Linked DNA regions of Homo sapiens: all the other regions are linked to region 1. Evidence: chromatin contacts called from ENCODE Hi-C or POLR2A ChIA-PET data. All regions are on one chromosome and are shown on one strand. The core of a region is the stretch at or near the end of the contact, and the rest is flanking DNA. Distances in the headings are between cores, read along the strand shown. Region 1 holds the start of SNUPN (snurportin 1). Region 2 holds the start of COX5A (cytochrome c oxidase subunit 5A). Region 3 holds the start of RPP25 (ribonuclease P/MRP subunit p25).

Evidence for each region. A loop is a pair of places that touch in the nucleus more often than their neighbours do. ChIA-PET counts read pairs that join two places held with the same protein, here RNA polymerase II (POLR2A). Pooled maps may share reads with other maps.
Region 2: a map of B cell shows a loop between it and region 1 (9-fold over the local background). The contact joins the promoter of COX5A here to the promoter of SNUPN in region 1. A Hi-C loop is called at or near these places in 3 of 168 maps with a recorded cell type or tissue (B cell, CD4-positive, alpha-beta T cell and naive thymus-derived CD4-positive, alpha-beta T cell), 3 of 37 single-sample maps with no recorded cell type and 10 of 50 pooled maps. POLR2A ChIA-PET finds 5 or more read pairs at or near these places in 1 of 52 experiments (GM12878).
Region 3: a loop to region 1 is called in a pooled map, with 8 times the contacts of the local background. The contact joins the promoter of RPP25 here to the promoter of SNUPN in region 1. A Hi-C loop is called at or near these places in 4 of 50 pooled maps. POLR2A ChIA-PET finds 5 or more read pairs at or near these places in 3 of 52 experiments (IMR-90, activated T-cell and naive thymus-derived CD4-positive, alpha-beta T cell).

The regions. Positions count from the first base shown.
Region 1 is chr15:75,623,308-75,627,506 of GRCh38, forward strand. It overlaps SNUPN (snurportin 1), which reads right to left and starts at 2,418. Exons shown (of 9, transcript NM_005701.4): 1 at 2,359-2,418. RefSeq lists a silencer at 1,897-1,946 and an enhancer at 2,597-2,786.
Region 2 is chr15:74,936,355-74,940,553 of GRCh38, forward strand. COX5A (cytochrome c oxidase subunit 5A) reads right to left here and starts at 1,719. Exons shown (of 5, transcript NM_004255.4): 1 at 1,561-1,719. The coding sequence starts at 1,660. RefSeq lists a silencer at 1,413-1,972.
Region 3 is chr15:74,954,678-74,958,876 of GRCh38, forward strand. RPP25 (ribonuclease P/MRP subunit p25) reads right to left here and starts at 2,095. Exons shown (of 1, transcript NM_017793.3): 1 at 1-2,095. The coding sequence starts at 1,906. The coding sequence ends at 1,307. RefSeq lists enhancers at 1-844, 845-1,778, 1,779-2,712, 3,707-4,199 and a silencer at 1,738-2,387.

The DNA.
Region 1 (4,199 bases), core at 1,168-3,667:
CTAATTTTGTTTTTGTATTTTTTAGTAGAGACGGGGTTTCACCGTGTTAGCCAGGATGGTCTCGATCTCCCGACCTCCTGATCTGCCCACCTTGGCCTCCCAAAGTGCTGGGATTACAGGTGTGAGCCACCACGCCCGGCCTTTTTTTTTTTTTTGAGACAGGGTCTCACTTTGTCTCCCAGGCTGGACTACAGTGGTGTGATCTCGGCTCACTGCAGCCTCCACCTCCTGGGTTCAAGTAACTCTCCTGCCTCAGCCTCCTGAGTAGCTGGGATTATAGACATGCACCACCATGCTCGGCTAATTTTTGTATTTTTAGTAGAGAAGAGGTTTCATTATGTTGGCGTGGCTGGTCTGAAACTCCTGACCTGAAGTGATCTGCCTGCCTCAGCCTCCCAAAGTGCTGGAATTACAAGCATGAGCCACTGCACCCGGCTTGAGGTGTGCCTTAATATCTTTGCAATGCAACCAAGGGTTGCCATTCCTGAGTGACTGAGGCCTCATGATGAGTGCTTGGGATCCATATGGTATGTTATTCAAATCATCCATAATGGTATGTATGCTATTGTCTCTACTTTTCTGTACTTTTGTGTAAGTTTGAAAGCTTTCATGATAAAATTTTTTTTTTTTTTTTTTTTGAGACGGAGTCTCGCTCTGTCGCCCAGGCTGGAGTGCAGTGGCGGGATCTCGGCTCACTGCAAGCTCCGCCTCCCGGGTTCACGCCATTCTCCTGCCTCAGCCTCCCAAGTAGCTGGGACTACAGGCGCCCGCCACTACGCCCGGCTAATTTTTTGTATTTTCAGTAGAGACGGGGTTTCACCGTTTTAGCCGGGATGGTCTCGATCTCCTGACCTCGTGATCCGCCCGCCTCGGCCTCCCAAAGTGCTGGGATTACAGGCGTGAGCCACCGCGCCCGGCCGATAAAAATTTTTAAAAAGTCATTATGTTTTCAGTTCATCACCAAAGTAATGACCAAATCCAAAGCACCTTTATTAGGCCTATCATGCACTATCTTGGTGTGGGCTCCCGCTCTGCCAAGAACCACACAACCTTTGAAACTGATGTCCTGGGCCTGGCGCGGTGGCTCACGCCTGTAATCCCAGCACTTTGGGAGGTTGAAGCGGGCAGATCACCTGAGGTTAGGAGATCGAGACCATCCTGGCTAACACAGTGAAACCCCGTCTCTACTAAAAAAAAAAAAAAAAATACAAAAAAATTAGCCAGGCATGGTGACGGGCGCCTGTAGTCCCAGATGCTCGGGAGGCTGAGGCAGGAGAATGGCTTGAACCCGTAAGGCGGAGCTTGCAGTGAGTCGAGATCGTGCCACTGCACTCCAGCCTGGACTTCGTCTCAAAAAGAAAAAAAAAAGAAAAACTGATGTCCTGGATACTGGGGCGGTTCCTTTACCTTCCTTCAAGGCTGTTCTTGGCGGGTTCCTGCTGTTTCGTTTTGTTTTTTCTTTGTTGTTGTTGTTTTTTTTTTGAGACAGAGTTTCGCTCTTGTTGCCCAGGCTGGAGTGCAGTGGCATGATCTCGGCTCACTGCAACCTCCATCTCCCGGATTCAAGCGATTCTCCTGCCTCAGCCTCCCGAGTAGCTGGGATTACAGGCACGCGCCACAACGCCCGGCTAATTTTTTTTGTATTTTTAGTACAGATGGGGTTTCACCATGTTGGTCAGGCTGGTCTCAAACTCCTGACCTCAGGTGATCCGCCCACCTCGGCCTCCCAAAGTGCTGGGATTACAGGCGTGAGCCACTGCGCCCCGCCGGGCTCCTGCTGTTTCAACCCATTCCTTGGATGGTGCTGCCTCCAAGTGTTCGGACCTTAGCCCCAGGTGGTCTTAGCACCAGTAACCCCCGCTCCAACTCCCTAAAGTCCGACCCGCCCCAGGCCCCGCCCACGCTCCACCCTCCCTCCCTGTCTAGCCCCCTCCCCCATCCCCTTCCCCCTCCTTCGCGTCTCCCCATCCGGCGCCCCCGCCTCGCGTCCCCTGGGTCCGCATCCTGGCAGCCTCCGCGTTTCCCTACCCCTGCTACCGGGCTCCAGCCCCGGGGACGCTATCTGCTTCACTCGGCCGTGCGCGCCGCCACCGCCCCGCACTGCCTTTTTCTAGGCATGGGGTCATCTAGGCCATGCATGATTCGCCCCTGCCCCACAGAAGTCCCTGAGGGGTCCTGGCCGGACAGCACGGAATAGAAGAACGGAAACTCTCCCAAAAGGAGTCCCAGGCCTGGCTCTATCCCTCCAGATGACGTCCCAGGAGGCCAGAGTGCAGGGCCGGCCAGAGGGAGTCACAGTCCGGCACCGAGAGGCAACTCGGCAGCTGGCGGGGCCCGGGCTCGAACCCAGGGACTCACCCAAACCGAGGTGACCGTCGCACGCGCCGCCGCCACCGGGGCCGACGAATCACCTGCCCTGGGAAGCTAGGTCCGCCCTCCCCCCGCCCCCAGCTGCTGCCTCACCGCTGGGCCCACAGGCCTCGCGCCCTGAGTTTCCGGCTCCTCCCTCCTTTGCGAACGCTGGGAGTTCCGTTGCCTACAGGCCGTTATTTCCGCCTTCAACGGCTGGGGCATTTCCCATCGGCTAGGGAGGGGGTCTTCTTGCATTTGCTTTGCACTGTCCGGGACTCTTCCTGCTAGATGACTTGACCAGGCCGAGGCCTCCCTCCTGAACACAAGCTCTTCGGGGCTCCTTTCGCCAATGGGAGGAGGCTGATCTTGTGGCCGGGCATTCAACGCCCTGGGCCCTGCCGCCTCCCGCAGATCTTCCCGGGCCTTAGGGCTTCACCTGGAGTCCCCTTCCCCTCTTGGGCCCGTGCTCTTAAACGGGCAGTGCCAATTGCCTGGATTACTCCAACTAACCCCTCACACCCAAGTTTCAGACACAGACCTTCGCTCCCCCACTTGCCCTTAACAAAAGCAGATACATACCTCGATTACTGCCTGTTTGCTGCTTTTGCGAGCTTCTTTCCCACTCGGCTGCGGGCTGAGCAATGGTAGGGACCTGGCTTGATTCCTATTTAAGTAGCCAGAGTCCAGCACAAGGGATGGCGCTCAGTAGACCCTGCGTGAAGGAATGATTAAATTGGTGCAAAAGACTAGGGTAAGCGGCAGAGATTTAGGAGATTAAGTCCTGCCAGGGTGTAGCCTCTGCAGGGCGGGAAGGCTGAGATTACAATTTTAAAACTGAATATTTATTGAATGCTTACATTCAGCCAATCCCTGCTTCACACCCATCATCTCATTTAATTTTTTTCCTTTTTTTTCTTTTTTAAGCCAGTAGATATTAACTCTTAATCATGACATGAGGAAGTAGACACACTGAAGCTCAGAGAGGTTAAGTAATTTGGCCAAAGTAACACAGCTTTCAAGGAAAATGTTTGAATTTGCTGAAAGTTTGATGTATAGGGAAGTTGACTACCGATGTATGACAGAAGCAAAGTATCCACCTTTGGCACATTTTGCGTCCACGGAATGCTAAAATTTGGACTTGTGTATTTTATGCACATTACACCATACATTCAGACTAAAAAGAATAGGAAATTAGGCTGATGAAAGGCTATTACTAGACTGGTAAAAAGGGTTCTGGGGCCCTGGAAGGCCAATTTTTCTGGACGTGAGATTTTTTTTTATTTTTTTGAGATGGAGTCTCGCTCTGTCGCCCAGGCTCTGGAGTGCAGTGGCGCAATCTCCGCTCACTGCAAGCTCCGCCTCCCGGGTTCACGCCATTCTCCTGCCTCAGCCTACTGAGTAGCTGGGACTACAGGCGCCTGCCACCATGCCCGGCTAATTTTTTTGTATTTTTAGTAGAGACGGGGTTTCACTGTGTTAGCCAGGATGGTCTCGATCTCCTGACCTCATGATCTGCCCGCCTCGGCCTCCCAAAGTGCTGGGATTAAAGGCGTGAGCCACCGCACCCGGCCTGGACCTGAGATTTTATTTAGGTGGCTCTTTCAGTGGCCAGGCTGAGCAAAGCTGTCCACTAGGGTATTTATTTGGTGCATCCACAAATAAAAGCTCATGTCTGCCTGATTTATGAGACTGACAAAAAAGAGAAGTCCAGGGCCTGACTTCACTAGGGAATTTTGACACCCAGGATATTAGGTATTTTGTGTCCAAACAACCATCCCTTACAACCACGGAGGTCACATCTAATGGTCGGGCTGCATAGAAAAGAATAAAGACCTTAAACATTTTAG
Region 2 (4,199 bases), core at 469-2,968, 690 kb before region 1:
TTTCCTTTTCTATAAAATAAAATGGCTTCCACGATCTCTAAAGTACACTCTAGGTTGGCTGCAGTGGCTCATGCCTATAATCCCAAACTTTGGGAGGCTGAGGTGGGAGGATCACCTGAGCCCAGGAGTTCAAGCCCAGCCTGGGCAACATAGGGACACTCCGTCTCTAATTTAAAAATAAATAAATAAACAAAAATAAAGTACCCTCCAGCCTTATGGTTCTACGACAAATGATAAAAGTCTAAAATGAATGAAGCAAAACATATTCTTTTTTTTTTTTTTTTTTTTTTGAGACGGAGTCTCGCTCTGTCGGCCAGGCTGGAGTGCAATGGCGCGATTTCGGCTCACTGCAACCTCCGCCTCTCAGGTTCAAGCGATTCTTGTGCTTCAGCCTCCCGAGTAGCTGGGATTACAGGCGCCCACCACCACACCCAGCTAAATTTTTTGTATTTTTAGTACAGACAGGGTTTCACCATGTTGGCCAGGCTGGTCTTGAACTCCTGACCTCAGGTGATCCGCCCGCCTCGGCCTACCAAAGTGCTGGGATTACAGGCATGAGCCACCGCGCCCGGCTGAGTTCTTTTTTTAATTTTTAACTTCAGCATACCCTGAAACGAGTTTCTGAGTTCTTATGTTTAAATACGCATGCATAGTTGCCAGTGATGCAGGTTCAAAAATAAAATATAATATGCATGCATAGAAGCTAAATTTCACGGACCAAGATCGAAGTGCAATTACTGTAATTATTCTATGGTGGTGGACTCAAAACCTCCCAGCACACATATAAAGGGAAGGAAAATAGACAAAAATCAGAAGCACGTCTCATACTCCAGCAATCAGGCTTCTATTACAAAGGGGAAAAAACACGAAGCGTTCCTATGCTTGTAAAACCCAGTATTCCTGTGTCTGTGACATTCAGTTTTCAAAAGAGTGATATTTTTATCATAAGCCCTATCAAAACTCTGGCTATCTTCCGGAGATCAGGAAACAACCACACACTTCCATCTATTTTAAACGTGGAAGAATTAGAACGTGGCACAGCAGACCCTAAAAATGATGGAAAAGGCTGTGAAGGTGACACACTAATCGCTAACCGAGAAATGCCTGATTGAAAAGTATAATCGTGTGTCCCATACGGAAGTATATTGTGTCCTCGGACCCCAAGCGGCGTGCCCGGAGGCTCAATGTCACCTTCGCCGAGGCGCTGCAGGCCGGCGGCGGCCACTCTCGGTCAGGTGGCCGCAGGGTCGGCGCTGGGGCAGGGTCATGGCCCGGGAACCGAAGGGGAGCGCTGCGTCCCCTCCTCGGCGCCCACAGCAGGTCCACATCTGACCTGTCCGCGGTGGCACAGCCAGGAAGTTGCGCGGGGGGAGGCCCCGGGGGCGCGCTTTCAGGTCCTCCACTACTCGAGGCGGCGGGCAGGGCGGCCCGCGGTCACCGGGTTCAGTAACCAGGGTAGGGCAAGGGCTAGGCCGGGGAGAGCCCGCCCCGGAGTGGCAGCGGGGACCCAGGTCACCGCAAGGACACGAGGGCGCGGGCAGTGGCAAGCAGGGGCCTTACCCACGGCGGGGCCGGGGGTCCGGGCGGAGTGCAGGAGGCCTCGAGGGTCGGCCCGGGTGGTTGCGGCCACAGCGCAGCGGCGGAGAGCGGCGCCCAGCATGACGGCGATGGCGGCGCGCGGGCTGAGGACAGAGAGAAGCCGGTGTAAGCTCGCGGGTTGCTCCGGAGCGGGCGGGGGCCGGACAGGCTCACAGCGGGCGGAGCACGTAGGCCCGCCCACTGCGACTCTGGCGCGTGGGCGGGAGGAGCCACCGCGCGGCCGGCGGCGGCGGGGGCTACGGCGGCGCGCTGAGGACAAACTGTTAGCCTCGCGTCCCGCCTTGTCTCTGGTCAGGTGACGTGCAGCTGCCATCCTGTAAGTAGGAATGGAGGCGAGGGAGGAGCAACCGACCGTGATCTTGTTCGAGTCAGGCCCAGGAGGGCACTTAATCACCTCAAAATAGGAATGACAGCAATAACAACAAACTATAATAAAAAATACGTACTTTGCGCCCGGGCGCTGTGGCTCATGCCTGTAATCCCAGCACTTTTGGGAGGCCGAGGCGGGCGGATCACCTGCGGTCGGGAGTTCAAGACCAGCCTGGGCAACATGGAGGAACCCCCGTCTCTACTAAAAATACAAAATTAGCCAGGCGTGGTGGCGCAACGCATGCCCGCAATCCCAGCTACTCGGGAGGCTGAGGCAGGAGAATCGCTTGAACCCAGGAGGAGGAGGTTGCGGTGAGCCGAGATGGTGCCATTGCACTCCAGCCTGGGCAACAAGAGCGAAACTCCGTCTCAAAAAAACCAAACAAAACAAAAACCTACTTTGCTTAGCCCCGCCTTCTCATTGTGGCATAAAATAAAACAGCGAATGGGGGAAAGAATGCCGCTGGACGCGGTTGCTCACGCCTGTAATCCTAGCACTTTGGGAGCCCAAGGCGGGCGGATCACCTGAGGTCGGGAGTTCGAGACCAGCCTGACCAACATGGAGAAACCCCTGTCTCTACTAAAAATGCAAAATTAGCCAGGTGTGGTGGCGCATGCCTGTAATCCCAGCTATTTGGGAGGCTGAGGCAGGAGAATTGCTGGAACCCAGGAGGCAGAGGTTGCAGTGAGTTGAGATCGCACCATTGCACTCCAGCCTGGGCAACAAGATCAAAACTCCATCTCAAAAAAAAAAAAGGCCTATGCGTAAGGGATTTTATTAGTACATATTCTTATATCACAAACCAGCTTGCATAAAAAATGAGTTAAACTACTTCATTTCACAGATTAGGAAAGAGGCTCAGAAATTAGGTTGCTGCTGGCAGTCAAGGATCTTTTCGCCACATCCCCAGTTCTGAGGACTCTCACCTGAATGTTTCCCATCTCCTACAGGAGGGCTCCTGAATCCACGATGGCTCTGAAATAGGGTTGATCAAGTTCCACAGTTGTTGCATCTTATCTCACTAGCTACATCCTAACTTTGAGCCCCTGGGCAGTCAAGGACACCTCTCCCAGGCCTGAAGTATCTGGATGCTGCCCAGAGTTAATGAGACATTGTATTCTGTCTTGCTGTCTCCCATTCTCTATCCCTGGGCACACTGAGGAAAGAAAAGGTGGCCATTCATGTGCCACTTCCTCACTTCAGGCCGACTCTCCAGGGCCTCAGCATCTGCCCTTCTCTTTTTCCTCCCTAGCAGTGTGGCTTCAGTGGGTAGGAACCTGGCGGGGAAAAGGATTTTTAAAATGTTTTCAAAGCACCTGCCCTCACCGTTTCCCACCAACCTAGTGCTGGGGCTTAGAAAACAATACCACAAAGTGAAGGCCTATGAAGCAGTTTCTCTCTGACCTTCTGCCCTCTTGTCTCTTGCCCCTTACTCTCCCTCCAGGCATGCCACAGAAACTAGAATCCCTCCTCCCCAAGAGGGGGTCTAGAAAGTAGAACCCCTTTGTCCCAAAGCCAGCCATAAAGCCTAAAAATATTGCTCTAACCTTTCTCTTTGCCTTTCTATGTAACAGCTGGCCATAAAGAAATTAAGGCCGAGCACGGTGGTTCACGCCTGTAATCCTAGCACTTTGAGCCGCCAAGGCCAGGAGATCACTTGAGGTCAGGAGTTTGAGACCAGCCTGGCCAACATGGTGAAACCCCATCTCTATTAAAATTACTAACATTAGCCAGAAATCACTTGAACCCAGGAGGTGGAGGTTGCGGTGAGGCGAGATCACACCACTGCACTCCAGCCTGGGTGACAGAGCTAGACTCCGTCTCAAAAATAAAATTTTTTAAAAAAAAGGAGAAAAGGAAACATGGCCAGGTATGGTGGCTCATGCCTGTAATCCCAGCACTTTGGGAGGCTGAGGTGGGAAGATCACCTGAGGTCGGGAGTTCGAGACCATCCTGGCCAACATGGTGAAACCCCGTCTCTACGAAAAATACAAAAATTAGCTGGGTGTGGTGGCGCACGCTACTCTGGAGCCTGAGGCAGGAGAATCACTTGGGCCCGCGAGGTGGAGGTTGCAGTGAGCCGAGATCGCACAACTGTACTCCAGCCTGGGTGACAGAGTGCGACTCCGTCTCAAAAAAAGAAAAAAAGAAGTTAAGGCTGGGCGCGATGGCTCATGCCTATAATCCCAGCAATTTGGGAGGCTGAGGTGGGGGGATCACCTGAGGTCTG
Region 3 (4,199 bases), core at 845-3,344, 670 kb before region 1:
GGAGGCAGCAGCTTATCAGGAGGCCTGCAGTGATTCACAGCCCAAGACCCAGCTTCTCTGCTGAATAGTAATTTCCAGCAGTGGATTTGTGCTCAGTCTCTCTCCTCCCCCTTTCCCAAGGGTGTGCTGTCCTTTCTCAGAGAGAGGGCAGTGAAGGGGAGATCCTACCCACAGAGCTGGGGGCTTTGTGCCAGCCTTCTGGGTAAGGTTCAGTTTATTGTCTGGAGGCTGCAGATTCAGGGACCTCAGCAGGGTCTGCCACCCTTTGCAGTGACCTCCAGGAGAGTTCATCGATGCTGTCCTTCCACTCCTTCCTTCCCCTCCCAGAAAAACAATGTGCCGCTCCCTTTCCCTTAGTGGCGATGTACAGGGGTACACGGGCCCCCATTTGCAACAGCCTCTGAGGCCAGGGCCAGCCCGGGAGGGCGGAGTGGGGGAGGAGAGAGGAAGAAGCCAGGGACTGGGCAGTGCCTTGCACCATTTTGAAGCTGTTCAGTCTCTGTGCCTGACCCTGAAGACTCCAAAGACTCAGGACGCAAGGCTGGAGGGGAGGGGAGACACAAGGGGCCAGGCGAGAGCTGTCTCTGCACAGGCGGGTGGTTAGAAAAAAAATGGGGGACACAGCCATTTTTGTGCTTGTTTTATTGGAAGCAAGACTCCAGCCAGCTGCAGGGCTCAGGGGAGGAGGCCTGGAGAGTTCAGTCCTGGGTCTCCCTCTGGGCCAGCAGGGGGAAAAGGGGTGTTAAAAGAGCTAGAACCCTCAGAGATGCTCCTCTGAAGCAGGGGAAAGAAAACTAGAAAGGAAAACTGTCCCAGGGCGGGGAGCGGAATAGGGCCCCCACATCTCAGACTCTCCTACCCTCAAGCAGTTAATTCTCACCCCCTGCCTTCCTCTGTCAACGGTGGGGGTGATTCCAATAACTCTTCTCAGCTTCCATACTTCAGGTGCTCTTCGTGAATGCTGGGTGGCTTTAACCCTTGGGGGTCCCAAACAAGTTTCCAGAATCCCACTGTCCACCATTCTCCCCCAAAGAAGGTCCCAGAAAAGGTGAAGTTCCGTGTCTTCACGCAACACGGGCATAAGCAGCAATTATCGCACGAAGTTTCCCTAGGGTGGTCGGGGATCCTCTCCTGCCACTCCTGGGGCCCCTCTCTTGTCGCCTTAAGGTCCATGCTACCTGTCTTGAGGAGCTGTGTCCAGGTTGTGGGCTCCGGAGGACCGAGGAGTGAAAGGCTGGAGGTACATCTGAAGGTGGAGGCGCTGGCGGAAGATCCTGCCGGACTAGGTGGCCCACAGTCCGGAGTTTCAGGCCGTCTGATCCTCGTCCGCAACCCCTGGCTCGGGTTGCGATCGCTTCGCGGAGCCTTCTCCAGCTGCGGGTTCCCCTAGGCTCCTCTTGGACGCTGGCGCGGCTGGCGGGGACGAGGGACCAGGATGGGGATTCGGGGGCTGGTAGCCGGGCTGTCGCGGATCCAGCGCGTCCTTGGAAAGTAGGATGGCGAGGCCGGGCACGTTCTTAAGTACGCTGAGACTAGCGGCCGGCTCGCCAGGCGTCTGACCCTGCGTGGGCCCAGGCGGGAGGCTCTGCCACACCTCGCGTACGCTCCGGTAGCGCAGCCGCGTGACCTGGTGCAGGCCCGCCAGGCGGCGCTTGAGGATCTCGGCGCACGTGACGGTTTTGGTGGTGGCCCGGCCGCAGCCGCTGAAGACGATGGCGCGCGTGGCTGGCTGCGCCATGCTGGCGGTGGCGAAGGCCATCAGGTTCCGGATCTTGCTGCCTTCCTTGACCCGCATGTGCACCGCGCCCGGCGCCAGGTCTGCGAAGGGGCCGGAGCCCGGGCCGCCTCCCTCGGCCCCGCACCCCGCTGGCGCCTCTTCGGAGCGCACCTTACGGAAGTTCTCCATGCGCCGTCGTCGCCGGGACCGCCGGCTTTGCCATGGGGCGGCCTCAGCCCCGGGGCTGCATGGCCGCCGGTCGCGCCTTGCAAGGGCCAGCAGGGGTAAGGGCGCCGGAGCAGCGCAGACGCCGGCGGGCGGGCTGGGACGGCGCGATCTCGGCCCCACTTCTCTCGAGCGGGCGCCGCTCTACTCAGCGCTCTCGGCGCCGGGTGCTCCGCGCCTTTAGCTGAGGCCCCGCCCCTGCCGCCAGGCCCCTCCCCTGACCCGGCCCGGCCGGGCCCGCCCGGGCCCCAGCCTCACTAGCCTTTCCTGGCGAGTCTGGGTCCTCAGCTACGCGGGCGTGGGAGCGGGCGCGCTGCGGGGCGCATGAGCAGGTGAAGGTGAAGTTCCACTATAATCGCCATCAGCGCTCTGAGAGCCAACCCTCACAAACCGGCAGTCTAAATAAAAGCTGCGCTTGCCGTGCAAACACTGCTTCAAATCCGGTATCCGAGCCCTTCCCATTTGCAACTGAAGGCCGCCCCTCGTCCCCTCCCAGGGAGAGATTTCCAAGAGGCTTGCTGGGGCCTTGCCCCTCCTCCCCCGCCCCGGGGAACACCCCCACCTTTTTTCCGCTCCCAAGTATTCTTGCCTCAAGGACAGCTAGTGCGCGGTCAGCAGAGTGCGGGAGGAGCTGGCTGCGGCTCCACTCCGCGCCTCCCCGCGGGCGATTACGTCGCGGCGTGGTCCTCGCGGGGCGCGGAAGACCCAGACTTCAGCCTCGCCACGCCTGCCCGGAGCTCGAGGCTCCCGGACCCCCGTCCACCCCTGGGACGTGAGGAGTGAGGCTTTGGGCCAGGCTGTTCCCCGAGGCGCGTGGGGAAGCGGGCGTGACCTCTTCTGAAAAGGCGGTAGGCTCGCTCCACCCAGGCCCTAGAGCCCACCCTTAGAGCTGCGCGCTTTAGGGTGAGCCAGGCACGATGCCTTGCCAACGTGGCCGCCCCCTTCCTCCCAGGCGGAATTCGCTCAGGCAACATTGGCCCCTTGAGATCCAGTGGGGTCCTTTTCGAAAGGAGGCTAGGTGAACGCAGGTTTTAAAAAAGAGAAGGGAGGGGCCGGGCGCGGTGTCTCACGCTTTTAATCCCAGCACTTTGGGAGGCAGAGGTGGGCGGATTACTTGACGTCAGGAGTTCGAGACCAGCCTGGTCAACATGGTGAAACCCCGTCTCCATTAAACGTACAAAAATCAGCTCGGCGTTGTGGCACGCTCCTGTAATCCTAGCTGCTCGGGAGGCTGAGGCAGGACAAGCGCTTGAACCCGGGAGCTGAAGGCTGCAGTGAGCCGAGATCATGCCACTGCACTCCAGCCGGGGCGACAGAGCAAAGCTCTGTCTCGAAAAATGAATAAATTAATTAATTAAATAAAATACAAAAGAGAAGGGAGGGATACCCCATTCTCCAGGATGTGATTATTATGCATTGCATGCCTGTATCAAAACGTCTCATGTACCCTCTAAATATAGACACCTATTGTATACCCACAAAAATTAAAAAGACTTAAAAAAAAATAAAAGAGAGAAAGAAGGGAGGAAGATGGGGAGTTGAAGCCCTGGGGGCATTATGGAACTACTGGATGCCTCTCCGGCGGAAACTCCACGGGACCGAAAGAGAGGCCCGGGGTCTCCTGCCGGGTGAGAGAAGCATTAGAGAAAGATGAGATTGGGGGCTGTCAGGACTACTGATGGAAGGGAGGGGGTCTGAGAAGGGGCCCGACCCTCCCTAAAACTGCTCTCGGGATTCCCCCGTCCTCCTTCCACCCGCCCTACGCAGTCAGGACTGAGAGAGGGCGGCAGATCTGGTCCTAGCCAGGGGACTGTGACGGGGCGTGGCGGGGAGGGACACAGAGAGCTGGGGCGGGCGGGCCACCGGGAAAGTGCTGGGGGCATGACAGTGCCTTGGATTGCTGGGCCTCAGTTGGAGATGGGGCTGCCAGATGCTGTTCTCCCTCCTCCCGCTGTTCTCGCCCTCTGGGCATCTGCAGCAGCTCTCAGTCCCTGCTGTTCAAAACCAGGGTTTACTTCCTTGTCACTTCTTGGGAGCGGCCCTCGGTCCCTGCTGTTCAGAACCGGGATTTACCCTCTTACCACTTCCTGGGAGTGGCTGCGGCGACTGGACCTTGGCACCGCAATGTGTGAATGGCTGACCCCCTCCCCGTCTCCTGGTGGGATCAGGAACCCTCGGGGTATGCTCCGAACCGGGACTTCGGTCTCGGTCCAGTCTCCATGGGCCCCACACAGCGGTGGGGGCTGGAGGCACAGCA